Linked DNA regions of Homo sapiens: regions 2 and 3 are each linked to region 1. A link is a loop called in an ENCODE intact Hi-C map of the cell type or tissue named here. Cell type or tissue: PC-3. All regions are shown on one strand. Each heading gives the region's core, and the rest is flanking DNA. Links, peaks and the distances in the headings are about the cores only. Region 1 overlaps ZMYND11 (zinc finger MYND-type containing 11). Region 2 overlaps DIP2C (disco interacting protein 2 homolog C). Region 3 overlaps ZMYND11 (zinc finger MYND-type containing 11).

Evidence for each region. A loop is a pair of places that touch in the nucleus more often than their neighbours do. Peaks named below come from ENCODE experiments on the same cell type or tissue, not always from the same donor. Only the 100,000 strongest peaks of a DNase experiment are listed, where the experiment ranks them.
Region 2: a loop joins it to region 1, with 6 times the contacts of the local background. A loop is called at or near these places in 2 of 110 quality-filtered maps.
Region 3: a loop joins it to region 1, with 2.6 times the contacts of the local background. A loop is called at or near these places in 3 of 110 quality-filtered maps.

What each region holds. Positions count from the first base shown.
Region 1 is chr10:234,755-245,048 of GRCh38, reverse strand. It overlaps ZMYND11 (zinc finger MYND-type containing 11), which reads right to left. Exons shown (of 15, transcript NM_001370100.5): 5 at 8,134-8,211; 6 at 7,372-7,464; 7 at 5,524-5,611; 8 at 4,938-4,993; 9 at 4,079-4,156; 10 at 2,910-3,028. LOC107984190 (a long non-coding RNA gene) reads left to right here. Exons shown (of 2, transcript XR_007062025.1): 2 at 1-2,455. Among named protein-coding and RNA genes, the nearest start is that of ZMYND11, 100 kb to the right of the region's middle. In PC-3, for the core only: a CTCF peak has its summit at 5,777; a DNase peak (open chromatin) is centred at 5,728; H3K27ac peaks cover 771 bases.
Region 2 is chr10:323,805-334,098 of GRCh38, reverse strand. DIP2C (disco interacting protein 2 homolog C) reads left to right here. Exons shown (of 37, transcript NM_014974.3): 30 at 4,498-4,666; 31 at 6,923-7,093. Among named protein-coding and RNA genes, the nearest start is that of ZMYND11, 190 kb to the right of the region's middle. RefSeq lists an enhancer at 9,338-10,294. In PC-3, for the core only: no CTCF peak of the experiment used is centred there; a DNase peak (open chromatin) is centred at 4,548; H3K4me3 peaks cover 1,312 bases; H3K27ac peaks cover 1,950 bases.
Region 3 is chr10:172,746-183,039 of GRCh38, reverse strand. ZMYND11 (zinc finger MYND-type containing 11) reads right to left here. Exons shown (of 15, transcript NM_001370100.5): 2 at 2,912-3,046. The coding sequence starts at 3,027. Among named protein-coding and RNA genes, the nearest start is that of ZMYND11, 42 kb to the right of the region's middle. In PC-3, for the core only: a CTCF peak has its summit at 4,642; no DNase peak of the experiment used is centred there.

The DNA of each region.
Region 1 (10,294 bases), core at 923-8,922:
AGATATTTACTGATTTCCTATTATGTAGTAGGAATTCAATAAAAGTGGTTTGTTCACTTTTTCAAAGTAGTTTGCTTTTGAGAGAGAATTCTGTTACAAGCAGTGCTGACTACCTGGAATGAACTTGTATCTGTAAGAGTATTTTCCTTATTTATCTTAAATAAAGTGGATTCACATCTGTTCTTTAAATGTACTTCTATTCTCCTTTAATCAACTCCAGTACTGTAGATAATTTTTTAAACTGAAATCTGATTATCACGGGGTATGCTCTCTGATCTACAAAAAATAAAAAAGCAAACACCCGCAATTTAAGGTAAGTCTAATAACAAGAGGAATAGTCTAATCTGGCTCTATGTCTGCCAATGCTCTAACTACATTTGCAGAATAAAATGGTTCTGTGATCTGATGTCAGTGAGCCCGAAGTGCTCTACCTCTTTTTTGTCTGTACCTGGTTTCCTGGCCTGGGCCATGCCATCCACCAGCCACTCTCGCAGCAGAAAGATCTAGCCTCCTTAAGACAGGTCTTATCAGCTACTTTTCTTTGGCAGGCGAAATCTTGCAAATCCTACAAAAAGCTCACTAAAGCAGCTCTCACATGTAAACACAATCATACTCGACTCTTTTGCTGGAGATTTACAACGTGCTCATTGTCTCCGACGAGCAGCATATTCTATTTGCGTGTCTAGGAGGGAATGGTACAAAACCATTCATTTTTTTTCCTCCCATTTACATGTAATGATATGATGGACTAGCAGAAGAATAATTAGCCAAAACTTGCAACCAGTGGCTCCTGATCAACCAGAACCTTTTGAGCATAAGTTGCTTAAATAATTAAAAATTCATGATTATAATTGTATCAAATTTTTTAAAATAAACATTCTAATATGGAAGACTATAAAGTATATCCTAACCAGTCCTTCACTTCAAATTGTTCACATTGTATCCAGGAAAAAGGAAAATGATTTTACACAGTGAGTTTGTCAACCTCTCTTATTTTCTAAAATAAAGTCCTCAAGAGTCCCATCTGTCTAGAACTATTTACATAAAATCTTCCAGGACCTAAGAAGCTTGACGGAAAAAAAATACCTCTGAAAATGTAATCTGATGTTTCCTAATTCTCTCTTCAGGTGACAGACTACTCTAGGACTGCTGCAGATTAGCACCATTATTATTATTATTTTTTTGAGACGGAGTCTCACTGTGTCGCCCAGGCTGGAGTGAAGTGGCACAGTCTCTGCTCACTGCAAGCTCTACCTCCCGGGTTCACGCCATTCTCCTGCCTCAGCCTCCCAAGTAGGTGGGACTACAGGCACACACCACCACGCATGGCTAATTTTTCATATTTTTAGTAGAGACGGGGTTTCACTGTGTTATCCAGGATGGTCTCGATCTCCTGACCTCATGATCCAGCCGCCTCGGCCTCCCAAAGTGCAGGGATTACAGGCGTGAGCCACCGTGCCTGGCCTAACCCAAATATTCTTTAAAAATATTTTCTGCATAGTATACTGAATGACATCTAACAAGTTAACTCATTATTAATATCACTCATGGTTGAAGACAGTATAAAGCTACTTGCAAGTTGATGAAAAAGAAAAATATATAGATAAAAAGTTCTAATTATCAGATTATTCTTACCTATTAGTATGGCTATAAAAATAACTGAATTCTTGTTTTTTCTAAGTTAACTGTGTTTTATTTAATGTGAAAAACATTGAAGCAAACTTTCCCCCGTTATTCCTTGAATATCTGTTGTATTATAAAAGCTGACATTTATTGAGTACTCACTATGTGCTAGGTACTATGCTCAGGTCTCTCTGTAGCAACATTTCTTTAAACCTTACAAAAACTCTTATGAGGCCTTTATTTTGCTAAGGCTCAGAGAAACTGACTAATGTATCAAGATTAGGGTAGAAGACAGTGAAGCAAGAACACAATCTCACATAAAGACTTACCCTAACCTACCAAAAATACATTATTTCCTTGCCTATTCTGATAAGAAACTGAAACCATCCGAGTATGATGTATTAAGCATATGTTAAAAATTACCACTTAATGTAATTAAAACATTCATTTTGTATTGAGTTATTTTATTGGATCATTATTTAATGTTTCTTGACATGACAGTGTCAGGTAAGTGTGTATCTACCTATGAAAGAACAGAACTACCTTCTGGGAAATTTACAGTATTTATAGGTTTCTTATAACTACACTTCTGTTTAAATTAAATTAATGAAGACTAAGTAAAAATTTACCACAGGGAGGAGTAAGGTCCCTCATTGTGTAGCTTCTCTATGCACTAATAACCTCCTGGCATGACAGGAGACACCTCATGGACTGTTCATTTAAATCCTTACAAAGTATGACTTTTAGATCATGTAGCTGGTTTCTGTCACTTTTTCACCTTATCTCAATATCTGTGTTAAATGAACCAAATAAATTGCATGTGAATTCTTTATTCCTATTATGGCTTATTTCCACGCACGCTTCAGGTATTTACACACATTGTAAGATCACAAGATTGACGATTTTAGTCTATATGTCTTTAACTGAGCCTTGAAGATGGCTGGAGCAACTAGAGTAACTGTGAATATGGTAATGGTAATTCCATTACCATATTATGGAATGGACACATTCTGAGGCCCTTCTGCCCACTGTACTATAAATTCAGTCTTAACCGTAATGTGCTTCTGAAGTTCAACAGTGTCAGTTATTAAAAATTCCTGTTTAGTACACAATATCTGAAAAATATCTGGAAACAATTTATCTTGGAACGTATTCTTGGATGCATAATGTGTTTTTTTTTTCCAATTTAAAATAAACTTCATGCATCTCTGATGGAGAAATCATCAAACTTTCTTAAGGACTTCATAAGCACAGCTGTGACCGCTGAACATGGGATCACAAATTACCTCTGGTGGTGGTGGCCAAAGAAGCGAACGTCGACTTGATTGTCTTCTTTCTGCATGACTTTGGCTGGCCAAAACCCAAAACCTTTCATTTTAGCCCAAACCAGCTCATGATTAGGTATCTGGAAATTAAATGTTTTACCTTGTTATATTACTTTTAAAGTATTAAATGCAAGTGTACCATTAATATTAAACTAGTCACATATAATCCATTATTTCTAAAATATTTCTTTCATAACTCCTAAACACATACGAGATTTTTTTTCTGGGATTGACTGATTTTATATTTGCATCAGAGTGCCAACATGAACCTTATTCCTCAGAAGAGGTCGGGACTGGAGCAAGGCCATCCACATGTATGACGGTGGCAAACAAGAGCACCCGCTTGGCCAAGTGCAGCTGGGGAGCCAGCAGCTCCAGCACCCCTGGGAATTTGTTAGAAATGGGGAAATTTTAGGCTGGCACAGTACTGTCTTCACAGGGCTGGCTTCTCTCAGGCAGCCAAGGCTGCCGGCCAAGAATGCTCAGAATTCCCTTTGTCAGTGCACGGTTTGAAGCTGTATTATTTTGGGGAAATTATACAGCTACAGACAAAGGCAAAGCCTTAGGTCTCTTGTGAAAGGATGAAAGGAGAAACAAAAATTCACTTTATTAAGGGACCCAGACGCTGGGTGTGGTGGCTCATGCCTGTAATCCCAGCACTTTGGAAGGCCGAGGCGGGAGGACTGCTTGAACTCAGGAGTTTGAGACCAGCCTGAGCAACATGGTAAAACCCCATCTCTACAAAAAATACAAAAATTAGCCAGGTGTGGTGGCGTGTGCCTGTGGTCCCAGCTACTCTGGAGGCTGAGGTGGGAGAATCACTTGAGCCTGGAGGAGGTCAAGGCTACGGTGAGCTGAGATCACACCACTGCACTCAAGCCTGGGCGACAGAGTGAGACCCTGTCTCAAAAAGAAAAAGGACCCAATATTTATTTTTATTCAGTATCTCATTTTAAAATCAGAAATGGATAACAAGCCCTGTTACTTTTTTTCAGTTGTTTATACTCATTAAACCCATATATACTATGATATTTTAAAAATTTAGGAAGAAAATTATAATCTTTAACCAAACTGGAAATAAACTTCCTTAGAGCTGTATGTTACACACTTGAGGTAAAAATTTCACATACACAAGGATAACAGAACCAGTTGTCAGGACGAGCATTTGACAAGTAAAAGCAATTCTTGCAAAGCTGCAGTTCATCCAGCTGAAAAAGAAAAGAAACTACTTTAGCCTACATAAAATATACATACACATTAAACTATATAAAATGTATCCATGTAAATTAACATTCACGTATATAAATAGTGTTGAATTTTGTTTCTTAATCTTTTAAGCCTAAATTTTAAAGTTTTCAATAAATGGTACTGGAAGACCCTGTCACTGTCCTCTTAGAACCATGTCGCTGGTCTCAGGCCACAGTTGGAACAGAAGCTGAGGCTGGTCTGACTGGGCCCTGCCCGGACCTCACTGGTTAGCACTTCAGACTGAATATTCCTCAGGAAGGTAACAATATCTGCTGCCAATCACAGCAGTCCTTACCTTTGCCTCATGTATGTCAAACATGAAAATAAAAGACCTTTTTTTGTTTTGTTTTGAGACAGAATCTCATTTTGTCACCAGGCTGGGGTGCAGTGGCGCAATCTTGGCTCACTGCAACCTCCACCTTCCACGTTCAAGCGATTCTCCTGCCTCAGCCTCCCGAGTAGCTGGGACTACAGGCGTACACCACCACACCCAGCTAATTTTTGTATTTTTAGTAGAGACAGGGTTTCACCATGTTGGCCAGGATGGTCTCGATCTCTTGATCTCGTGATCCGCCCAACTTGGCCTCCCAAAGTGCTGGGATTACAGGCGTGAGCCCCCACGCCCGGCAATAAAAGACATTTAAAGGAAATGGCACAACTAAAATGTAGATAAGAGTGGAATCCTGAAATAAATTAATTTCAGTTATAGAAAGAGTATAACTATTGGGCAATGAATAGTACCTCATGACATGTGTCTTTATATAGCATCCTCGCAATGTCAGCTTGCTCACTGTCTGCTGTAATTAAAAATAGATATTACCTATAAGCAATAGTCTGCAAATACAAGACTCAAAGTTACTATCCTTTTCTTTCAGTTTGCAAAAGTAGACATCTACCATTTCAAACCAAAATGTCCATTTAAAATAACGATAGCAAAATAAAATTACACAGGCAGCTTTTGTTTTCCATCCAATACAACCACTAATTCTCAGGGTATAGAGAATGACCTTACCTTTGGATGATGTGGTACTAGTGGGGAAATGATCAGAATTAATCATAGTGCTTATTAAAAACCTCTCAGCTAAAACAAATACATATAAAACTGTAAAGAGTAATTGTGTTTTCATCATTTAGTATACTATGATTTTGTTTTTGGCCAGTCCATTCTATAATCTATATCACCAGATATTCCTAACCTTATACTCTAAACTTGTAGATCATTAAGGTATTAATTCTTTGAAAGTAATGTTTTATAAAAGATAGTGTTCAACATGGAATGTAAATGGTGTGTTTAAAAATGCATACAAAAAAAACAAAAATATTCAACCTCCATAGAAAATCACGGTATTGTGGAGAAGCAATTGGGCATCAGCTTTGAACTCTTCATAACTTCGGTATTTCCCTTCATTCACTTTCTGCAGAGGGCAAAAAACAGAATGACGAAAAGAGTTACCAGTAAAAATACTTGTCTGGACTAAGTTCACAGGACAAGCAGTCTTTTCTAGGATGACATCAGGATGACTACTGCCATCCCACAGTATTGACAGAGAATGTGTGTAAAAGAAGCCAACAACGCCACCTGCGGTTTTAATAATATAGTATAATGAAGCATGGCAGGTCAGATATCCCGCAGCCACAAAGACACTACATTAATTTATCAGAGTGAACTTTAATGGCTTGAACATCTCATTTGACAATAATGTAGAAAGCTGCTGCTAAGCTTGGTAGTGCACGAATGCTTGGGCCAGTGTGGGCGGTGAGACCCTAAGCACACACCTGTCATTCTTTACAACACAGGAGGATCGAGATTGAAAACAGAACTGTTAGCCTCTGTGACAGTTTACCATAACTACTAAGATATATTTATAGTTCTGAATTGGGGCTAGGAATTGGTTTATAAATAATTTTAAAATAACATCTCAGGTGTCCCTGTCTGTGACAAATCTTAGAGGATTTCAACAGGAAGGAACCTGCATGAGTAAAGGCAGTGGGGAAGAAGGGGCGTCTGGGTTCTTACATATTCTGTAGAGGTCTTACAGTTTAGAAGGGGCTATGGCTGGGGGTAGGAGGTAAAATTAAAACTACTTGGTTTTGTTCCAGGATTTACCAGTTACTTTAAGGGAAAAACCTTCATTTACCCTTATCTTATATTGAAATAATACAGCCACAGTCTTTCTTGGGTACTAAAGAAACTTGTGGCCGGGCGCGGTGGCTCACGCCTGTAATCCCAGCACTTTGGGAGGCCGAGGCGGGCAGATCACGAGGTCAGGAGATCGAGACCATCCTGGCTAAAACGGTGAAACCCCGTCTCTACTAAAAATACAAAAAATTAGGTGGGCGTGGTGTCGGGCGCCTGTAGTCCCAGCTACTCGGGAGGCTGAGGCAGGAGAATGGCGTGAACCCGGGAGGCAGAGCTTGCAGTGAGCCAAGATCACACCACTGCACTCCAGCCTGGGCGACAGAGTGAGACTCCGTCTCAAAAAAAAAAAGAAAAGAAACTTGTAAGATGATTTAAAATTATTCCTGTGGTCTCCCTATAGGCTATAATGACCAAGCGTTAAGATTTTAAATTTCCAACATGACACATGAGGTGCAAAATCAGTAATTCAGTAACCCTGACTGCAAATATGTCTACGTGTTCTACTGGATGTTGTTGCAATTTGTTACTGGACGTGAACAAACTAACAATCCTCAGCTATAGTTGGTAAAATTAAGACCTTTAAGAATAATTAACTTTTCTAATCATAATTTTTTTTGTTCATTTTATTGTTTCCCAAGACGGCAGATCAGTTCTATGCTTTACTTTTTTTTCTGAGAGGAACTCTCAGGTACCACTGCTAAACCTGGAAAACATTCTTTACATCTGAAATGCTAAATTGCCCAGGCTGTAAGGCATTTTCTTAAATCAACAAGGATCAAGAAGCTACAAGCTGCTCATCTTTAAAACCAGGCCTTTTAAAGATGACACCTAATTTGCATTAGAGTAAGCACATGAAATTTACAAATTAATAATGCTTCATTTGGTAGTTATGCCTGTCTTTTGTTTTAGGAAGTGGAAAAAAGTACACTTTCAAGGAAAGAAGAGCAACCAAAATCTGCTTAACTGCTACATTATTCTTTAACTTGTTAGTTAAGAAAATGTACTTGAAGTGGAAATAAAAGAAACCGACTTTACCTCTTGAATGGTGGGAACGTCCACAGCTGAGTGCACCAGCCTCCTGTACATCGGGTGTTTATTGTCCTTCCCCTTTTTATTAAGATCTATAGCCTAAGAGGGTGTTAGTACATCAATTTAAATGTGGTTAAAGGAAGGCAGGTAAGACATCAATTCCTAAAGCTCAAAATATTTTCTACCTTTTTATTTTTTATTTTTGTAGAGACAGGGTCTTGCCATCTTGCCCAGGCTGGTCTTGAACTCCTGGGCTCAAGCAATCCTCCTGCCTTGGCCTCCCAAAGTGCTGGGATTACAGGCGGGAGCCACGGCGCCCGGCCAATATTTTCTACCTTTAAAGCAAAATCTCAGAGGAAGTACTTTAAAACTTAACAGAAAAAATGTACATATACTACTATATAGTTTAATATGACATTCCTTAAAGTTGTGATAGAATAGTTATTTTGAAAAATTGCCTTTCATTTTAAAGAGTCATCATCAATGAAAATGTTCATTCTGATGAATGAAATTCAAAAATGTAAATGTTTCTAATCTCATGTAGCTTATGTCAAAATGTCTATGTCCAAAACAGACAAAACAAGAAAATCTAACTGCCTGTTATAGAACTGTTTACTGCAAAAAAGAAATATGACATGACGGGGTGCTCTCCACACTTCATATTGCTATGTACATATTTGTTACTTCTCGATCATTCAACTTTGAAAGAATGAACCATAGTAAAATGTGTTTTGGGATATTTTGAAAGATTCCCTGAGCAGGACTCACCCTCTCCTTCATGCGGGAGACAATGAATCTGAGGTATGTGCCCATCTCCTGTTTGTTTGTATTCTTCTTCTTAATGCTCTATTGAAAAAAAAAGAATAAAAAAAGGTACAAAATCTGATCATTCTTATGTCTATATTCATGTAAAAGACATATATGAAACACTTAGATAGTATGCAAAGAGTTTACTAAAAGTGCTCTTTTTCCAACATATCTGACAGAAATCTTTGACATTTGCATAAAAAAAACAGCATCTAATGTAACAAGGTGAGAACTTTAAAATATTATGTTGTACCTGATATAATATCCTTACAGGATTATATATTTTTTCTTTTCTTGGTATTTTAAAACTTAATTTTTAGATAAACAAATAATAGACATAAGGGATAATCGCTTATTTTACAAACAATATCAATGGCCTAAGTCCTTTGAGGGAACATCTTAAATTAGCAATAATGAATGGTGAATTTCAATACAACATTATTCTTCGTTTAAAAGGTAATTTTAAAAATCTGTGTCACTCACTTTGCACAGCGCAGCTGCATACTAACATCTCCATTTCTGAGCACCATGGATCTACTCAGTAATAACTCCAACTCTTAGTCTAGCCTGCAAGCTAATTAGGTTCCTCAATTTATTGCACCAAAAAAGTCTAACTTCACATGAAGAAAAAATAGGATTCTACGCATGTTATTTCTAAACAGCTAGGAAACAAGGACAAGTGTGCCTATTTCCTTAGTCAAAGTCCCTGATATTACAACAGCCTAAAGGAAGCAAAGGCAAAACTCCAGGCACGCGAACATCATCAGTTCATACTGCAGAGGAAATGAGTGGGTGTGGCCACTATTTTAATAGATGCTTTAACTTTTTCAGGTCACTAGATAATGATTCTCTGCCCAATGGTATAATTCTTCCTGAAAGAACTGTAAGCATAGGAAGTCACTTCAGTACACTAAATACAGTAGAGGAAAGGACAAATATTTCTCACATAACTGAGAACTTTTAGCTAGGGCTTAAGTGAATTGATTATACGTACGTACACTGTTTATAAACACATAAAATATCTAAATAACAAGTGGAAACACATTTTATTAGTGAGAAACTAAACTGAATTTCATTTACCTCATGTCTGCACTGCACCTTCCTGACCCCACTTCTCACCTAGGTTCTCTGGCAACGCAGTCAGTGCCCTCTCCTTATGCCGCTTTGTGGCCTGTGCCCACAGCTGCTCCGTTTACGCCAATTACAGAGCAGTTCTTCTCAACCCTGGCCTCGCATCAGAGATATGGACTAAACTTTTATACAACGTGGCTGGGCTTCACTCGCTGAGCATCTGGGTTGTGACTTCTGGTGGCAGGGCCTGTGATTCGTATTTGCTTGTTCATTTGTTTATTCCTCAGGTGACTGACGCATGGCCAAGACAGAGTGTCCATGGCATAGATATGGAATATAAAGTGCAATGAAATTTCCTGAGCCCTGGGTTTATAATCTTTTTTTCTGGTGGGGGCGGGGGGAGACAAATTGATATAACTTGAGAATTCTCTGTTTGAAAACTAACAGAAGAACTTAACTGAATTTAAAATGAGTGACACAGCCACATGAAGGAGGATATGAAGAACTCACTCAAGCAATTTATTAGCACAGTATTTGGCCACAGGCACTGTTGAGAGATAAAACTTTAAACAAACATTGAACTCTAGTTATTAAATTTGTTTAGTCAGCAGCATTGGTTAGCCACTCTTTAAAAAACTTTGTAAAAATTTTAATTGACAAAATGAAATTATATATACTTAATGGTGTACAATGTGATGTTTTGAAATACGTGCAATGGCGAAATAGAGCTAACTGGTTTTTGTAGTGAGAACACTTAAAACCACTCTCCTTTTTAACAAGATCCCCAGTGCTTTTCACACACACACACACACACACACACACATTTGCGAAATACTAGCGGGCACCTCTTGTACACTAGACCACAGTAAAAAATGATCCTCCATTTTTGCATTCTGCATGTCTCACAGGACTGCAGAAGGCGCTCTCCCTGGATCTGAAGCACAATCAATCAGCTACTTACTAGTATGGACATGCTTCGGTGCACTGCTTTCTGTACTAAGTAAGCAGTTTGATGAACTGTCAGATACAGGGAAGAGAAAACGTAAGAAGG
Region 2 (10,294 bases), core at 1,458-9,457, 89 kb before region 1:
TCCTTACCTCAAGTAATCTGCCCGCTTCAGCCTCCCAAAGTGCTGGGATTACAGGCGTGAGCCACTGCACCCAGCCTATGTAATAAACACTCAAAACTCAGAAACAAGCAACATAAACACGGGCAAGAGATCTGAATAGATATCTCACCAGAAGAAGACATACAAATGGCCAATAAGGACGTGAAAAGATACCTAGCGTTAATTAGGGAAATGCAAATTAAAACCACAGTGAGATACCACTTCACACCCACTAGAATGCTGTCACCGAAAACACAGGAAATAAAGTTGGAGAGCTCGTGTTTTCTGACTTCAAAACTTACACTGCAAAGCAACAGTAACCAAGAAGGTGGAAAAACGAATTCTCATACATTGATAGTGGGAATGTAAAATGGGGAAGCCACTGTTTGGCATGATCTTAATTAAGCAGACTTGCTGCATTGACTCAGCAGCTGCACTCCTAGGAGAAAGGAAAGCGAACATCCACTCAGAGACTTGGTGTAAGTTCCCTGGAACCTCGGTCAACACAAGGAAACAATCCAGGTATCCGCTAGCAGGTGACTGAACAGGTGACGCCTGCCACGTCCACATGGTGGGTGCTTCTGCACAGGATGAGCTCAGAAGCACCTGCTGAGGGAGGGAAGTGTGGCTGTGTGGTAGGCAGTGTCCAGAAAAGGCAAATTTGTAAACAAAGTAGAATGATGACTGGGGCTAGGGCTGGAAATGGGACTGACTGCAGATGGACACGGGATCCCTTTCAGGTGATGGGAATGTTCTAGAGTAGTGACCATTTTACAACTCTTCAATTTTATTAAAAGCCATTCTGTGCTTAAAATGAGTGAAACTTAGGGTATGCAAAGTATACCTAAATAAAGCCGACGGGTGTTTTAAAAAGAATAGGCCGGGTGCGGTGGCTCATGCAGGTAATCCCAGCACTTTGGGAGGCTGAGGTGGGTGGATCACTTGAGGTCAGGAGTTTGAGACCAGCCTGGCCAACATGATGAAACCTCGTCTCTGCTAAAAATACAAAAATTAGCCTGGCGTGGTGGCACACGCCTGTCATCCCAGCTACTCAGGAGCATGAGGCAGGAGAATCACTTGAACCCAGGAGGCAGAGGTTGCATTGAGCCAAGAATGCACCACTGCACTCCAACCTGGGCGACGGAGTGAGACTCTGTCTCAACAATAAAAAATAATAAAGTGCTTCATTGCAGTAACTCAAGTGTGTAGGGAGACCCTGGGCTGGATGGCATGCCTGCTGGCAGACAGGGTATGACCCAGGACCCCCAGGTGAGATGAACCTGTCTTGTTGAATTCCCAAGTTAGGAGAGTTTTCAGTTGTTGGTATATTTTGTCAGGTTAGTAATCTGAAATCATCAAATTGCTAATGTGCGAATGTGTATTACTTACCAAAATGTCTATTTTTATTCTTTTTGAAGTTAAGATCTGAAGAACAGCTCAGGTTCCCAACATTCTCAGAGAATAATGTCTTGAGAATAAGCAACCTGCTCTTAAGTAGGTTTGTCTTGTCCATAGCAGAATTTATTGCCAGTGCCAAAAATCAATTTTGGCTAATACAGCAATTAATCAAAATTTGCTGTATTGAGTGAGGTAAGGGCAATTAGGAAATCATGAGTTGGGTTTTCTATTTGTTTCTGCTGTCAAGATTTGTGTTTTCTTAATGTTGATTTCTTATTTATGGTGATGAGGAGGGAGGTGAAACTATATTTAGTTTTCACAAGTATATTTGAAATTCTCTGGCCAGGAATTCACACTGGGTTCCCAAGCCCGTTGTGTGCTGACAATTCTGACAGAGCAAATCATTAATGCTGATGTGTATTTTTGAGGAAGCCACTTCCAGGGACACTTAGAAATGGTTAAAATGACTTTGGGTGTCCGAGGCAGGAGGATTGCTTGAACCTAGGCGTTCAAGACCAGCTTGGGCAACATAGTGAGACCCCATCTCCACAAAAAAAGTTTTAAGTTAGCCAGTCATGGTGGTATGTGCCTCTAGTCTCTAGTCCCAGTCATGGTGGTACGTGCCTCTAGTCCCAGATACTTGGGAAGTGGGAGGATCACTTGAGCCCATGAGGTCAGGGCTACAGTGAGCTGTGATCACACCACTGCACTCTAGCCTGGGTGACAAAGTAAGACTCTGTCTCAGAAAAAAAGAAAAGAAGTGGTTAATATGGTAAATGTTATGTTACATATGTTTTACCACAGTAAAATTTTTAAAACTAAGATGAAATGGCCAGTTTACAGCAGAGTAAAAATTCGAGGCCTGATATTCACCCCTTATGTGCCTAACCCTGTTCTCAAAGTATTAAACCCTTGGAAAGGTCACTATTTGCTAGAAAGTCGTCCCTCGGTGTCCACGGAGGAGATAGGTTCCGGGACCACTGCAGAAAGCAAAGAGCGAGGATGCTCAAGTCCCTGATATAAAATGGCATCATACGAGCACATCACCTATGCACTTCCTCTCTCATGTTTTAAATAATTTCTGGATTACTTGTAATACCTAACACAATGTAAATGCTGTGTGAATAGTTGTACTATGTTGTTTAGTCACTAATGATAAGAAAATCTACAAGTTAGGTATAGATGCAGATTTTTTCATGAATATCTTTGATTCATGGTTGAAGCCAGGGGTGAGGAACCCACAGACACAGAGGGCTATGTGTCCTTTTGAAAAGAATAAATCAAGCTTTGGAATAAGAATGAGGAAAGAAATGGAAAATTGCCCAAAAACGCCTTTGTCACATTTGCCGAAGAGTAGTTTTTCATACTAAGGGTCCCGTTTGAAATAAATTTTGTTAGCCAACCTAACTTCCTTACATTTCTTTAGTTGGATTCTCTTATAAACAATTATGAAAATTTTTAGATGAGATTGGCTACATTAAAGAACTGGCTTTAGTATTATAGCATAGTAGTTAACAAGGCCTAACTCGTTAATCATAGTGCTGTTTCACTGATAAAATTTTGCGTAGGCCTCTTATGGCAGCTCATGCCTATAATCCTAGCACTTTGGGAGGCTAAGATAGGAGGAGTACTTGAAGCCAGGAGTTTGAGACCAGCCTGGGCAACAATACGAAACCGTATCTACAAAAAAAAAAAAAAAAAAAATTAGCCAGGCATAGTGTTGTGCATCTGTAGTCCCAGCTACTCAGGGACTGAGGTGGGAGGATGGCCTCAGCTTGAAAGGCAGAGGTTATAATGAACCCAGATCACACCACTGCACTCCAGTCTGGGTGACAGAGTGAGACCCTGTCTCAAAAAAAAAAAAAAAAAATTGTGTAGGTTGGGCATGGTGGCTCATGCCTGTAATCCCAACACTTTGGGAGGCCAGGCACATCTTACATGGCCACAGCAGGAACAAGAGAGGATTGCTTGAGCCCCGAAGTTCAAGATGAGCCTAGGCAACATAGACCCTACCACTGAAAAAAAAAAAAAACAAGCATGGTGGTGCACACCTGTGGTCCTACTGACTCAGGAGAGGCAGGAGAATTGCTGGAGCCCAGGAGTTTGAGGTGACAGGTAGCTATGATTACACCACCCTACTCTAGCCTGGGCAACAGAACGTTCCCGTTAATTAAATTGTAAATCTTAGAACGTGATTTATCTAGGATATTTTATTTTAATGTATGGTATCTATTGTGAATTCATAGTAGTAAACAAAATTAAAACCATTAAAAATGTAGTTTTGACAAGTTGTTAAATCCACACTTACCCCATCAATTGATAAAATATGTAATCTATCACTTTTTCATTTCTCTAAATCTGTTCTCTAGTATGAAGGTAAAATTAAAGAATCGTTATTTTTCTCTATTTCTTCTGTTTGGTAATTCGTTGGGATCCTTTTTAGTAAAAATCTGATCTTAAAAAGATTGAGTGACTAACTTTAATTACCATAATTGTCTTTTTTTCACCCTGGCTGTCAGTTTTCTAAACCAGGTATAGGCCTGCTCTTTATTAAATTGCTGTTTGGTAAATATTTTAGGTTCTGTGGTCTCTGACCACTCAGCTCAAAGCCACTGGAGACAATATTTAAACAAATGAGTGGTGGTGGCCCTGTTCCAATAAAACTTTATTTACAAAAACAGGAAGTGTCTGTGGTTTGCCAGCTCCTGTTCTGAAGCTGGACTTTTTTTTTTTAAACCGAAATTTGATCCCTGTGTTTTCTACTAAGAAAGAGGATCCAGTTTGCTGATGTCGCAGGTCTGAGAGACATCACAGCATCACAGCGTTTAGTAGTCTTAAATGTGTGTTCAAAGTGGTAGGAACTGCCCCATGATTCTGTAGTACGTATTTGCTTTTCAGAAGGCTTTCGTGAACATGGTTGCAGTTTGCAGCGTTGGCTTTACTGTGCCCTTCTACAGATGGCAGCACGGGCTGTTCCAAGTCCTCCTTTTCCTTGGAGTCAGTGCTGCCCTGAGCCCTCCAGCCTTGCTGAGCTCCAGCCTTGCTGAGCTCCCGCCCTGACAGCCTCTTCTTTCTCTGCAGTGTGTATTCTGGGCACCAGTCCATCCTGATCCCGCCCTCTGAGCTGGAAACCAACCCCGCCTTGTGGCTTCTTGCCGTGAGTCAGTACAAAGTCCGAGACACGTTTTGCTCCTACTCCGTGATGGAGCTGTGCACCAAGGGGCTGGGCTCGCAAACAGAGTCCCTCAAGGTAAGCAGCTCCCTTGGCAGCTCAGTGCCCTGTGAGCCCACAGGGACTCCTTTCTAAGAAGGCACATCTGTGATGGGGTGAAGTTAAAACAGTCCTCCAAAACAAAGCCTGGGTTTAATCTAACGTCACCTGAAGCTTACAAACTGCCTTTATATGAAAATCTTTTTAACGTGAATATTTCCCCACGACCACAGACAGTAACGAACCAGAATGTAAAATATTTTCAATGCCTGTCATTCCACTGGGTCTACTTGAAAGATCCTAAATTTGATTTTTTGTTGGGTGGATTCAGTGTTCTGAAGTGTTCAGTGTTCAGAAGATCTTAGGTGATGTTAACTTTATTTGATACTGGTGTTTAAGAAGGTAGGTTTGAATTTAGCCGCTCACTTTTATTTTCCCTGGAGACCCTGATTTCTGGGTCTGGACCCTAAGCTCAATTCATTTTACAGTTCAGTTAACAGTGTTGTGTTTCATTTTTTAATAATTGCTATTATGTAAGAATAATAGTATTTCCCTCCATTTAAACCAAGGACATTTTGATACGTATATCTTCATGGTAAATTAAGTAGTCCTTAGCTCCAAGTAACTAGGAGGGAATAATCATCTGACCAGTTTTGATAAAATTTCAACTGACTTTGTACTCTTTGGATGTGTGTATGTCTTTGTATATACATGGATTGTGTTTGTGTTTCTGTCATCTACACAGAGATCAATAACGGAACAGTACATTTATCTGTCCTGCATTGTTTTCCTAATGCATAAAGCTTGGACAGGAAAGCAAAATGCAAGATAACTTTATGTAACATAAGTAATTGTGCAATCATTTTAAGTTTTTATATAGGAAAAAGTTAGCACTATTCATGTTCATCTATATTGTATTAGAAAGTGAGTACATTTTCATGACCTTCCTGTTGGCACATATATAAATAACCAGAATAAAATCATGACATAGTTGAGGGTCAGTATGCAATTTACGTATTCATTTCATCCTTACAATAGCTCTCTGAAATAGGAGCCCTTATTGTCTCCATTTTAAAGCTGAGGAAACTTATGTCATAGAGAAATTAAGCAACCTTTCCAGGTTCTTAGGCTGAACGAACCTGGAGCCAAATTTAGAATCTTTGGCTTCAGACCTGCTGTTGCAGCTGCATGCTGCTTTACCTCTCAGACGTGCGCGCGTGTGAATATGTAATTTGTGTCACCCAGACTTGAGTTTTTCCTGTTTAACTCTGTGTGTACAGTCGTGTCTGTACACTGAGCACGAATGTCAAAGCCAGCTCGAGCTGTGCGTCCTCCTTGCTCAGGACCCTTGTCGGTTGTCCGTGTGCCGAGGCTGCCTTGAAAGGGTTCGCAGGGCCTGACGGTTGGGGTTTTGGTGGCCGCCCCCTTAGCAGCTCTGGGTTCCACTCCAAGACGCAGACATTCACGGCTCGCCTTCACATTCACAAGCCATTCCTGTCGCTCCCTTACTTTCCCTCTGCTCGGCCCAGGTAGTGCCACAGAGTGAGCTGAGCTTAACTCCTTGAATTCCTGTATGACTTTTTCTGTTGTGCTCGGCTGACTGAATTTGGTGTGGAAACTGAGATGTTGTTAATCTTTTGCTTACTGTGGAAACAGACACGCTTGAGAATGAGAAGAAATTCTTGGCGTAATGGGACATAAATGGAGCACTGTCTATGAAGTCATCCAAAAATTTTAGTTTTATATTCCTATATATTAAAATGTAGGTTTTCAGGCTGGGTGTGGTGGTACATGTCTGCAGTCCCAGCTACTTGGGAGACCACAAGGTGGGAGGGTCACTTGAGCCGAGGAGTTCAACTCCAGCCTGGGCAGCATAGCAAGATCCCATCTCTTTTACATGTAGATTTTTCCCGTTCCTCTCCAGTGTGTGTTCTGGTACATCCATGCCCAGAAGAATGTATCAGATGGCTCTCTTTTCCCGAACGGCCTTTCATCGTCTCAGCCAGGAAGTTGCTTTTCCTCAACCTTTTTCCTCATAACAGTTCTTGCTGTGGCTCCAGGTGGTTGTTTGAGACGTGTTTGTAATTCCATTCTTAATCATTTGAATAGTTGTGTGAATGTTTTTTCACCAACTCCTGGTTTGTTATATTGAAGAAGTGGACACAGGTGGCCCTGGAAATGCATAGCTGTGTTGAGTTTTCCAATGTTTACGTGGGGATCTGTGGGAAGGAGTCTCTGGCTCACTCCAAGCTCGACACGTGGGGGCTGACTCGGTTTCTCTGTCATCATCTCCAGGCGCGAGGGCTGGACTTGTCCCGAGTGAGGACCTGCGTGGTTGTGGCGGAAGAGAGGCCTCGGATCGCACTCACACAGTCGTTCTCAAAGCTGTTTAAGGACCTGGGCCTTCACCCGCGGGCCGTCAGCACCTCGTTCGGTTGCAGGGTGAACCTGGCGATTTGCTTGCAGGTGAGATTCGGCGACATCACAGTGCTGAGTGGGAAGTGTGGCTCCCGGGGTGGGTACAGCACAGACTGGCTCCACTCGTCTCCCTCGGCTGATGCTTAGCTACATCCAGAAGAGATCTTTCAGTCACACGCATGCGGTTGGTGCAGATCTCTGTTTCTTTAAACTACAGTCTACGTTCGTATCCATTATTCATAACAAGCATTCATAGGACTTACTCTGTCCTGGAACATTTTAACTTTTGTGACAGGGGTAGCAGTTTGTCCAGACCTCTGCTGTTCGACTTTTTAAAGATTAGATACTAGACAGATGAAGAAACCAGTCCCTCGAAGTACTTAGTCCCACGCGTGTAGACGATCGCTGTAGGAAGAACTTAATGACATTGAGCAGGTTCTGGGATTTGCTGCTGCAATGGCATTTTAGAAACCGCAAAGCCGCACTTCTGGGAAACAGGCGTAAGTGAAGCAGCTCTAGCAAGACAGCCTTGCATTAACAGTGGCTGACAAGCTGCAGGCAGAGCTGCGGATTTCCTTCCTGGAAGAATAAGGGCTTCCCTCTCAGCAGGTGCTGGTGAGGCAAACGGTTGGTGTGCATCCCTCCACCTCCCTCTCCCCACCCCCTATCCTACTTGTGATCCCAGAGTGATTGCTTAAGGTTGCTGCTGGGTGAGCCTCCGAAGGCTCCCTCTGCCCTTTTCACGCCTGTCTAGGTGCTTGGAGTTAGCCACTAGGTCAGAGGAGGGAACCTCCTCTCTTCCCGAGATCACTTCAGAAAAAGTAGCTGCAAAAAGCTTTTCTTGATTTTTCTTTTACTTTTTTGAGACAGGGTATCACTCTGTCACCCAGGCTGGAGTGCAGTGGCGTCATGGCTCACTGCAGCCTCAACCCCCTGCCCCCCGCTCCCAGGCTCAAGCAACCCTCCCACCTCAGCCTCCCACGTGGCTGGGACTACAGGTGCACACCACCACGCCTGGCTAATTTTTAAATTTTTTGTGGAGACGGGGTTTCACCATGTCGCCCAGGCTGGTCTTGAACTCCTCAGCTTAACAATCTGTCTGCCCTGGCCTCCCAAAGTGCTGGGATTACAGACGTGAGCCACTGCACCCGGCCTTTTTTTTAATTTTCATAAACGTGGTGTTCCTTGCTTCTGTCTTGCTTCTCTTTTAATTATTATAATAGCTCCATCTTTAAGAAATTATAAATTACCAAATTTCTCTCAAGAGTCAGTTAAACCTTGTCCTATGATTAAAATAATACCCTTTTCTAAGAGGTCATCTGAAGAATTAGATTTATCTCACCAAACTAGTTCTTAAAATATTGAAGTTTTCTCTGCCTATTCACCTTTTTCTGTTCCTCATAAATGTTTATCGCCATCTATCCCATTAGGAGAAATAGGAAATGCAGAAGTCTGCTTCTTAAGTTCAGCAATAGTGTGATGTCTCACTTGTCTCCATCCACCAGTGACAGGGACCCCCGGGCAAGAGGAAATCAGTGATTTGTGAGAGATGGCACTGGCCATGGCGAGGCTGCTGCTTCTGGCTTTGTCTCTTAAAATGTCAAGGTGGCGCTGAAGGGAGAGAGCAGAGAGTAACCCGTCGCATCGTGCCCTCCAGCAGGTGACAGAGTTCAGCGTGTGGTGTAAAATTGGCCTCTTGTAGAGTACATACATTTATTTTCCTCTTTACTTTTTCATTTATTTCCATCCACCTGGATCCAAAATGTTTTTTTTTTGTTTGTTTGTTTTTGAGATGGAGTATCACTCTGTTGCCCAGGCTGGAGTGCATTGCCGTGATCTGGGCTCACTGCAAGCTCCACCTGCTGGGTTCACGCCATTCTCCTGCCTCAGCTTCCCCAGCATCTGGGACTACAGGTGCTCGCCACCAAGCGCAGCTAATTTTTTGTATTTTTAGTAGAGATGGGGTTTCACCGTGTTAGCCAGCATGGTTTTGATCTCCTGACCTCATGATCCGCCTTCCTTTGCCTCCTAAAGTGCTGGGATTACAGGCATGAGCCACCACGCCCAGCCCCAAAATGTTTTAAGATGGTTTACAAGGAAGGAGTACGCTCAGTAGGAGAAGATAAAATACGTGAAAAAAGAACCAAAACATGGAGATGAAAGAAAAACAGCGCAGGAAAGGGACAGAATGAAGAACAGAGTTGGCGTGCTGGTGTTTTCCACAAGGCTTCTGAAGCGTGCCACCGTCCTTACCTCGGCACCAGGGCGGGGCCTGACACGTGGTGGATATTGAATGAATGTGCGCCGTGGGAGTGTTGAGCACGGTTCTGTATTCTTAATAGGAAATGGCAATATGTTCTTGTGCAGAAGACAATTCTGTCAATATGACCGCTAAATCAAAATTCAGTATTCTAATCATGGGTCATGGCGTTATTTTGCAATCTTGGCAGCATCTTTAAGCATTTTTGTCCATGTTCAGTTTTCTACTTGACCTATCCCTAACTCCTTTCGGTCAGCATTTCCTTGTCTGCATAGTATTGGAAAATAGTTGGAAGTATCCAAGTGTCTACCAGCAGAGAGAAATTAAATTTATGTACAAAGCAATGCGAGCTCACCTCCCCTTCCCAGAATCTTTGAGGGCAGGTGTGCTTCGGAATTAGGTTTCTGGCTTTGTGAGAGGTGATGTGGCACAGATGCCATGCATGATGCCACAGCTCAGTATCACATGTGCCAGTGTTCCTGCAGCAAGGAAGGGTGGGGGCCCCAGACTTGAAGGGGCTCATGTCAGCCTATGTCAAATTTTACTACAAAGAAACTTATGACAAAGTTTGTGCCATCATCAAACATTTCTCACAGTCAGTGAGTTGGACGGTAGGCATGTAGATAATTTTTTCAGGAAGTGACTCATTTTAGTAAAAGCGAGCAGTGAGAGGATAGAGTGCCACGAACACGGGGAGGCGTTCTGGGGGAGGGCAGTCAGGAACGCTTCAGCAGAGCACAGTGAAAGGGCGGAGTCGTGCGGGCGAGAGTCCAGCGAAGGCAGCCGTAAGTGCAGAGGCTACAGGCAGAGCTGGTCTTTGGAAACACTCATTTTCTAGAATCTGCAAAATTAAAAAAACCTGATGGTGATAGAAACAAGCAGAGTGGAGAAGCCCAGGATCCAGCGGCAGAAACCACCTCTCGCTCCCTGGCTCTCCATAGAGCCCAGCACACAGGACATGCCTGGTACATTAAATGTACGGACCACAC
Region 3 (10,294 bases), core at 1,033-9,032, 62 kb after region 1:
AGTCAAAATAAGAAATGAAACTTAATGACTAACATGCATTCTTGACAGTAACCCTACTACAGCCTTCAGTACCTTAAGATATCTGCAAAGTTTAAAAGATTATCTTTATGTTCGGACTTGACTAAGCAGAGCGACTTGATTGAAAATGAATCTAAGGCTTGAAAAGTATTTACCTACCGAGAGTACAGAATAGGAGTATTAGGCTTTAGAGCAAAAGATCTGACTTCCTGCCATAATGCAATGCTACTTCCTAACTTACCTTAGGCAAGTTTAATAAACAAGGAAATTAATATTAGCCAAGAAGCAAAGGCACTGGCCGGGTTAGGCAATTTTCTAGACAGTTCTTTCTTGGAGCTGTCTAGCAGGGAAACAATGACAAATGTGATTAATGTTATGAAGGAAGTACAGGATGCTCTGATGTGAGCTACATAATAAAAATAAACATGGCATACCTCTCAGATGAGATGAGGAAGAGGAAACACTTGGGACCCAGTCTTAAGCACTTAACCTCTGATTCTTTCTTTTTCTTTTTCATCTTTAGATGAGACTAATAAAAACCAAGACTATCTGGTAGGTAAATAAATTTATTCATATTTAATTGTAAAACTATGGACCTTACAACATGAAGAAAAATAAGCCTTGGCATCAGTTAAGGCTATGCTGATGAAGAAAGGAGAGAAAAGAATGCTTATCAATAATACATAATGCAAAATGAGATGCAGGCAATCCTGTTAATCTCCATGTCTTTTACTACAGTTTAACATGTGTATACATGTACACACACGTGTTGTAATAATCCAACAGGTATCTGCCACCCATTACTGTGGGAGTTAATTATCTTACTCCCAGATTAGAAGGTGGTCACAATCTAACAGCAACATTCACACTGGGAGATTCTGATAGCTGCTTAGAGAAATGTCCCTAAAGCTTCTAGAGAAACATGCTACAGATGAACAAAGGTCATCTGAAAAACTGAAACGGCTGTCATGTTTACATGATTTTAATTTAAAAAGCTGAATCCAAAGAAAACCTTATTTTATTTAAACATTCTTCTCTAAGCAATTTTTATGTAAAGGATGGTTTTTTAAAAATCTCAACCATAAGAAAATACTGTTTTGTACTCTGAGTTTTTTTAAAATGTTTTACATCAACATCATTTGCATGTAGTTATCATACCCCAAATTATGTGCTTTATTTAAAAGCATAATAATTAAAATAATGTACTATTTATTTTATTCTTATTGTTCACATAGTATTATCTTTTTTTTCTTCTACTATCTTATAGGAGCAAGGAGTTGTACATAGCTTTAAAATACCACAAAGGCGAGTACAGAATTGGAGCCACATATATCCTCACCCCTTCTCTATCTCCTTTTTTCTTCCCTCTTAAGTAGCCTTTGGGTTTCTTTGTTGGTTTGTTGTGAGACAGGGGTCTCACTGTTACCCAGGTTGGAGTGCAGTGGCCTTTCCTCGGCTCACTGCAACCTCTGCCTCCCAGGCTCAAGTGATTCTCCCACCTCAGCCTCCTGAGTGGTTGGGACCACAGGTGTGCACCACCACACCAGGCTAATTTTTGTATCTTTGGCAGAGACAGGGTTTCACCATGTTGGCCAGGCTGGTCTCAAACTCCTGAGCTCAGGCGATCCACCAGCCTTGGCCTGCTGAAGTGCTGGGATTACAGGCGTGAGCCACTGAGCCCATCGTTAAGTAGCCTTTGTAATCTTCTTCACCAGCATACAGGGAAAGGACAAAAATACATGGAACTCAATATATTACTTATTAATAAAGGCCAAAAAAAGCATTTATTTAAGTGAGTTTTGTAAATTACTCCCATTCTCCATTTCTACCCATAGCATCTAAAGAATGTGAAAAGTATCAAGAAATTTTCTCTAAATTATTTTTAAAATTCCAAACACTTAAAAAAGATAAATTTAGCTTTATATCTTTAAGAATACCCAGAGAAACAAAACAAAACCAAGTTCCTAATTGAAGACTCCCTTATAATTAGCATACAACATGTAAATAGAAGCTTCATAAGGTACTTTGATTTTTTTTTTTGGTATCCTGAATCTGTCTACCCATATAAATAGCATGAGAAACTAGGGGATGGGGGTGGACAATTTTCTTCTTTAAAACTGAATGTTTATTTAACATGATTTCTAAAATACAGAAGGAAATTGTTAAAAATTCTGTTAGTGGGCTATAAAGTAGTAAGATGTTTCTTACTACACATACCATGCCTATCCTATGTTAAAATTAGTAATAAACAGTAGACTGTTTTTAGATAGCTTCGCTACATAAAAGTGATTCACTAAAGGTGTTTTTAATAAAAGAATCTCTGGCCAGGTGCAGTGGCTCACGCCTGTAAATCCCAGCACTTTGGGACGCCAAGGCGGGCGAATCACGAGGTCAGGAGTTTGAGATCAGCCTGGCCAACATGGTGAAACCCTCTCTCTACTAAAAATACAAAAAATTAGCTGGGCGTGGTGGCGGGTGCCTGTAATCCCAGCTACTTGGGAGGCTGAGGCTGGAGAATCACTTGAACCCGGGAAGCGGAGGTTGCCATGAGCTGAGATCGGGTCACCACACTCCAGCCTGGGCAACAGAATGAGACTCCGTCTCAAAATAAATAAATCAATAAATAGAGTTAAAAATTTGGTTAACTAAAAAACTATTATAAATAGTATATAGTGATATTTTCCTTATCTAATTTTTCTATGAAACTTCTAAACACAAGTTGTTTGTGTATGTTTCTGTGTTTGTTTTTCTAATAATACTCCTGCAAAGCAAAAAGTGTCTTCAGTTCTTTGTAATATATGTTGATTAGCATAACAGATAAAATTTTTTTTGGCCTTTCCCCCAAAGTCTTCTACGACATTTTACAGAGATATTTGTGTTTAAATTTACTTACTTTGTAATACGGTCAATGTTGGCAATCTGCTTCTGGTTCCGTATAATCTCAATGGCTGCCCAAAGATGCTGGATAGCTTTTGTATCCGCCTGTCGTCTTTTTGTTAAACGTGCCATGACCTGTTTACTTCTTTAGCTGCAGTAATAAACAAAAACATAAGGGAAAAAAACAGATTACAAAATGAATTATCAGTATAAGTGAGTAACATTATCAGGACCTCTCAACTATTGATTATACTTAGTATGTAGTATTGCCCACTTTCTATTTTTTTCTACCATCCACATCACCAGTTACTTCATATAAAGTATCATTCATTTCATTACATCATGAAGAATGACATTCTAAAAGCCAAAAAGTTAAAAAGGTTATCCCAGGAAGGATAAGTGGTCACTTCATACCAATATACTTTCAGAAAATGCATTTAAGTTTATTCTAAAACACAGAAATACTCCAAGATAAAACTTCATTTGTTGACATCGCGTTGTTTGTAATTTGATCAATACAAAATGGAATTTAAATATTCTAATTGGCACTTTAGTTTATTATAATCATGGCTTAAAAATCAAATTTTATATACATACATAGATATATGAAAACAATATTATTTTAAATCAAACCATGAACATTAAATATAAGAAAGTTACTCCTGGAATGAGATGTGAAAGGTTGAGGGACAGAACACTAGAAGGTCACAAATTATGAAGAATGGTAACATTCTTGGATTAGGTGTAAGTTTTGGGGGTATTTATTACACTATTAGGAAACAGCATTGTTATTTTACTCAAATTTTAGTATTCCAGATGAATTGAAGAAAACTGCCACCACACCTCCCACCTCCCAATAATTTTCCTGCTGTCTCCTGGCAAGATGGGGAAAGAAAAGAGGTTAAACCCTGGATGTCCGGAGAGCAGTGGTATCACAGAGAGGATTCTCTTAACTCAGCATGGAGAGACGTGCTTGTAGGAATCTGGTAAGCGTTTGTCATGAATCCTAGCATTGGGGACGCACTGAAACATCTCTCTAGATCATACATGTTATCATGCTGAGTTTAAAATCTAGGTTCTTAAATATACAGTGAACATTAAGCCTTCTGAGATTGCTGAAATCTCCTTGACCTGCCCTTTCCTATCTTTTAAGTTTAGAGAATGAGGGAGGGAAGCACTTTGCTGTGTTCCATGACTGGCCAAGACAGCCACAGGAATCTCCTTTTTCTCTACCTCTGTGTTTCTTCACAGCCTACTCAGTTCCCCTCCTTTCTCAGGCAAACACAAATAAACTATATAGTTGCTATCAAAACCTGAGAAAACTGGGTCAGTCAGGCTCCTAAAATAAGATGTCTTTCAGAATTACACCACCATCAGAATACATTTTGAACATGTTTAAAGGTATTCCTGAATATTCTCACACTATTACTTCTAATAGTTCCAAGCTGCTCCACAGAGCAAATAATTCAAAAACAATACCAGTATTCAAGTTCTAAAGAAAACTTTAGGAAAATCAGTTAGTTCTGTATAAATTTATACATAATGAAAATATAAAAATTATAACTTAGGAACACTTCCATTTTAGACAGTAATCACTTTTAAATGTACAAAAATTTATCTGTTTAAGTGCACTTGTGTTGGAGCACCAACTTTCAGAATCCAATATGCCTTAATGGAAGGAATTCATTGGTAAGGATTTAACATATGTCAGAAAGTGACATCTAATGGTGAACTGTAATAATACAACTCAATCCTGTGAGATTATATAAATACTCAGATAAATGAACAAAGTTTCACTCATTCTTACATAGTTAAAAATATATACAGGTGTCCACTTTATCTAAGGCACTGTGCTAGACACAATGAAGTAGTTAAAACTGTATAAACGGCGACCCTTGCCAAGAAAATAATCTAAAACTGGCAGAGGAAATTTGACATATACATGGAACTAACTGTAAGGTCATATATGACATATAAATGGTCCACAATATGTGCTATAAAAATTCAGACAAGGGAGACACTACTTCTCGCTGAGGTAAAATTTCAGCAGAAAGAGATGAGGAACTCTGCAAAATGGTAAATATGTAGGAAAATGTAAAAGCCAATTTTTCCCTTTCTTAATTTCTTTAAAAGATAATTGGCAGTTTAAAGCAAAGATAAAAATAATTGATAGATGTCATTAGGCTTATAACACACGTAGAAATAAAATATATAACAACCAAAGCACAAAGGAAGGGAAGTGGGAGTAAGCAGAAATATATTATTATAAATTTCCTATATTTTACGCAAGTAGTAGTATATTAATTCAAGGGAGGCTATTGTAAATTAAGGATGCATATTATAATTTCTAGAGCAAACACTGAAGAATAATACATATAGGTATAGGTAACAAGTCAACTTGTAAATTTTTTTTCACAATTCATGATATGTAAGAATATGAATAATTTGCTCAGAACTATAAAAAATACAGCAAAGCTGTAAAATGTAAAATGTTAAATTTAACAGCAAAGCTAACATTTTAAAATAATACCATAATAAATAGTAAATGTAACTATTTATATAACATAACCAGAAGAATGTAGTGGGGACTAAGTAGCAGAAACTCTAAAAGTGATGTCACAGATTCCCAGAAATGATTAAAATCAAGATTAAAGAATGAAGCAATGCTACATCTCAGAAAAACAGGTGTGAAGTTAAAAATCAAAGATTTTGAGAACTACCTGAATCAAGTCACAGAAAATAAACATACCTTGTAATACAGGTACACTATAAGGAGGATGATCATTAGTTATAAGAGCCCACGTAGAACATTGCAAAAAATGCCAGGGAAAGACAAATCCAAGTGAGAGAAATACAATGAAGTTTGAGGCATATTACAAAGGTACCAAAAACAACTTGACCCATGGAGGCAAGATCTCTTTAAAGTGCAACCATAAATTATCCTTTCTTATGAAATCTAAATTCATTCACTCATTTAACATATAATTCATATATGCGTGTTACACACCAGGTGCTCTTCTATGCTCTAGGGATATAGCAATAAGCAAAACGGACAAAAATCCTTCTCTCATCCAGTACATGACTAGTGATGTGACTAGATATAAGAAAAGAACAGCAATTTGAGTGTTCATCAATAAAAAGAAAGTCTTAGAATCCTGGGTACAGAGAGCTGATTACTTAAGGTCCTTGTTGATATGGCCAAACCAAATCTTACAGTCCATCCTTATCTGAGTGCACATTGCATTACTGCTCACAGTTCCCAATTATGCTCCCAAACTTCACACCTCCATCTCTTTGTTTATGCAGTTCTCTCTCCCTGGAATGTTCTCCCCTGCCCCTTACCAATTATTAAAAATTTCCCTATCCTTTCTAGGATCTACTTTAATGCAATTTTCCCTGACCAGGCTTTTCTCCTGGAATCAAACCAAATAAAACTCAATTGTCCTCTGTATTCTAATATCAATTTGTTTATACATCTCTTACAAATGTATTGCTTTTGTACAAAAGTATTTTGTACAAAATTCCTCAAAAGAATTGTTTTAATTCAACTAAGATACGTCTTATTCATTTTTATAACTCATGTTTTTCAAGGTGCCTAGCAATTTTGAACATACTAAACCTTCAATATAAAATTATTAAATTCACTTTTTTTCAGCTGTTATGTAAATAACAAGAGCCCAGAGTGAACCTTCATTTATGTTTTATCAAAGATTGAGACATCAAAAAGAAAGAACAGAAGACTCTTTGTAGAGATCATTAATACAGTCTTCAATCTTTGTTCTGCTCCAACACATTTGAGGAATATTACAGGCTCCTTTTGGTAAAAGTAGACCATGATTCTCAAGAAGCCTGTAGTTAAAAAAAAAAATAAAAAGTAGCAAAAACTTCTGAGTAACTTTAATAAGCCCCTAGGTGATACTGATATTCTCTATCCCAACAAATCCAGATGTACTGCAATCTCCTCAGTCTACAGAAGTGTCACTTTATATCCACACTACTTCTACACAAACTGGGGTGAGGGCAAAAGGGAGAATAAAGGAGAAAACACGTCAGAAAAAAACTTAAGAATAAGCAAAATTAAACAAGAAGTTGCTTGGTGATATATACATATTTGTGAAAACTGCTTTAAGGAAACGATAAACACAATAGTTAACAAGAACAGTTGAGGGTGCAGGGAAGAGAGATGGAGGAGCACAGTGTGAAAATTCAAAACACCAAATAGGTTCGATTTTTACTTCTGGTGGTAGGTTCAGGTTTTTTATCAGTATACTGCATAAAATGTTTTCAAATATTTGCATCAAATATTATTACTTTTCCCCAAAGTGTATTAGCACTTTTAAATTATTTTTCATTGTCTATTCATACCATTTTCCCATTTATATATTAATTTTTATATTAGGTTTATCCATACAATGCTTTTCTCTTTGCCTCTTAATAAACACTAAATACAATTTTACTGAAATCTAGCTATGTATTCCTTTATCATTGCTTTTGTGATCAGAAGTCCTTCTACACTCAAATCAGAAAAATACGCAATTATATTTTGTAGTTTTTTATTTTTGTTTTTTATTTTTTGAGGCGGAGTTTCGCTCTTGTCACCCAGGCTGGAGTGCAATGGTGTGATTTCGGCTCACTGCAACCTCCACCTCCCAGGTTCAAGTGATTCTCCTGCATCAGCCTCCCGTTGTAGCTAGGATTACAGGCGTGCGCCACCACAGCTGGGTAATTTTTGTATTTTTAGTAGAGATGGGGTTTCGCCATGTTGGCCAGGCTGGTCTTGAACTCCTGACCTCAGGTGATCCGCCCACCTAGGCCTCGCAAAGTGCTGGGGAGAATTACTTTTTTAAAATTATGATTAGTAAACTTTATTTTTTAGAGCAATTTTAAGTTCACAGCAAAATTGAGTGGAAAATACAGAGCTCCCACATACTCCCTGGCCCCACAAATGCACATGCACAGCCTCCCCTATTATCAACATCCCACACCAGAGCAATACATTTGTTAAAAATCAACAAACCTACACTGACATATCATTATGACCCAAGGTCCACAGTATACATTAGGGTTCACTCTTGGTGTTGTACATTCCATGGGTTCTGACCAACGTATGAATGACAAGCATGTGCCACTGTAGTGCCCATGGGTTCTGACCAACGTATGAATGACAAGCATGTGCCACTGTAGTGCCCATGGGTTCTGACCAATGTATGAATGACAAGCATGTGCCACTGTAGTGCCCATGGGTTCTGACCAATGTATGAATGACAAGCATGTGCCACTGTAGTGCCCATGGGTTCTGACCAATGTATGAATGACAAGCATGTGCCACTGTAGTGCCCGTGAGTTTTGACCAATGTATGAATGACAAGCATGTGCCACTGTAGTGCCCTTGGGTTTTGACCAATGTATGAATGACAAGCATGTGCCACTGTAGTACTCATGGGTTTTGACCAATGTATGAATGACAAGCACGTGCCACTGTAATGCCCATGGGTTTTGACTAATGTATGAATGACAAGCACGTGCCACTGTAGTACTCATGGGTTTTGACCAATGTATGAATGACAAGCATGTGCCACTGTAATGCCCATGGGTTTTGACTAATGTATGAATGACAAGCACGTGCCACTGTAGTGCACATGGGTTTTGACCAATGTATGAATGACAAGCATGTGCCACGGTAGTGCCCATACAGAATAGTTCCACTGAATTAAAAATTGTCTGTGCTCCACCTATTCATCCCTTCCTTCCCTAACCCTTGGCAACCACTGGTCTTTTTACTACTGTCTCCACAGTTTTGCCTTTTCCAAGATGTCACACAGTTGGAATCATACAGTATGTGGCCTTTTCAGGTTGGCCTCCTTCACTTAGTAATATGCATTAAGTTTCCTCCATAGCTTTTTATGGCATGATAGACTGTTACTTTTTAGTACTGAATAACATTCCACTGGCTGCATATAACACAGTTCATCCATTCACCTACTCGAGGAAAGGTTGCTTCTAAGTTTTGGCAATCAAAACAAAGCTGCTATAAACATCCATGTGCATGTTTTTATGTGCACATAAGTTTTCAATTCATAAGGGTAAATACCAAGGAGTGTAGCTGCTGGTTCGTACGGTTAGAAAATGTTCAGTTGTATAACAACCTGCCAAACTGTCTTCCCAAGTGACCGGACCATTTTGCACTTCCACCAGCAATGACTGAGCGCTTCTATTGTTCCACATCCTCATCAACATTTGGTATTGTCAGTGTTTTGGATCTGAGCCATTCTTATAAGTATGTGGTAATACCTCATTGATGTTTTAATTTTTAATTCCCTAATGATATATGATATTGAATGTATTTTCATATGTTTATGTGTCATCTGTATTTCTTTGGTGAGGTGTCCAGCCAGGTCTTTTGCCCTTAAAAAAATTTTTTTTTTAGTATTTTTGAAACAGGGTCTCACTCTGTCACCCAGTCTGAAGTGCAGTCAAAGCTAACTATAACCTCAAATTCCTGGGCTCAAGCGATCCTCCTTAGACTCTAGAGTAGCTAGGACTACAGGCATGCACCACCATGCCCTGCTCATGTTTTATTTGTTAATGTTTTGGAGAGGCAGGATTATGCTATGTTACCCAGGTTGGTCTCCAATTCTGGGCCTCAAGTGATCCTCCCACCTTTGCCCTTCTGTCCATTTCTAGAACATGTTCTTCATTTTCTTATTATTTAATGTTAGACGTTCTTTGTATGTTTTGCTTGATGGTCCTTTATCAGATGTGTCTTTTGCAAATATTTTCTCCCAGTCTGTAGCCTGTCATCACAATTTCTTGACATTATCTTTGACAGAACAAAAGTATTAAATTTTTCTTGACATTATCTTTGACAGAACAAAAGTATTAAATTTTAACGAAGTCCAGCTTATCAATTCTCTCCTTCATGGATCATGCCTTTGCTGTTGTACCTAAAATATTATCACCACACAAAAGGTAATCTAGGTTTCCTCCTATGCTATTGCCTAAGAGTTTTACAGTTTTGTATTTTACATTTAGGTCTCTGATCCATTTTCAGTTAATTTTTGTGAGGGATGTAAGGTCTTTGCCTAGATGATTCTTCTTTTTTTTTTTTTCTGAAAGTGGATGTCCATTTGTTCCAGCACCATTTCCTCAAGGGCTATTTTTTGCTCCAATGTATTGCCTCTGCTCCTTGGTAAAAGTTGAACTGACTGTATTTATGTGAGTATTTCTGGGTTCTCTATTCTGTTCCATCCATCTATTTGTCCTGTCACCAATGCCACATTGTCTTGGTCACTAAAGTTTACAGTAAGTCTTTAAGTCAGGTAGTATCAGTCCTCAGACTTTGTCCTTCAATAGTATGATGACTATTTTGGGTATTTTGTCTCTGCATATAAACTTTAGA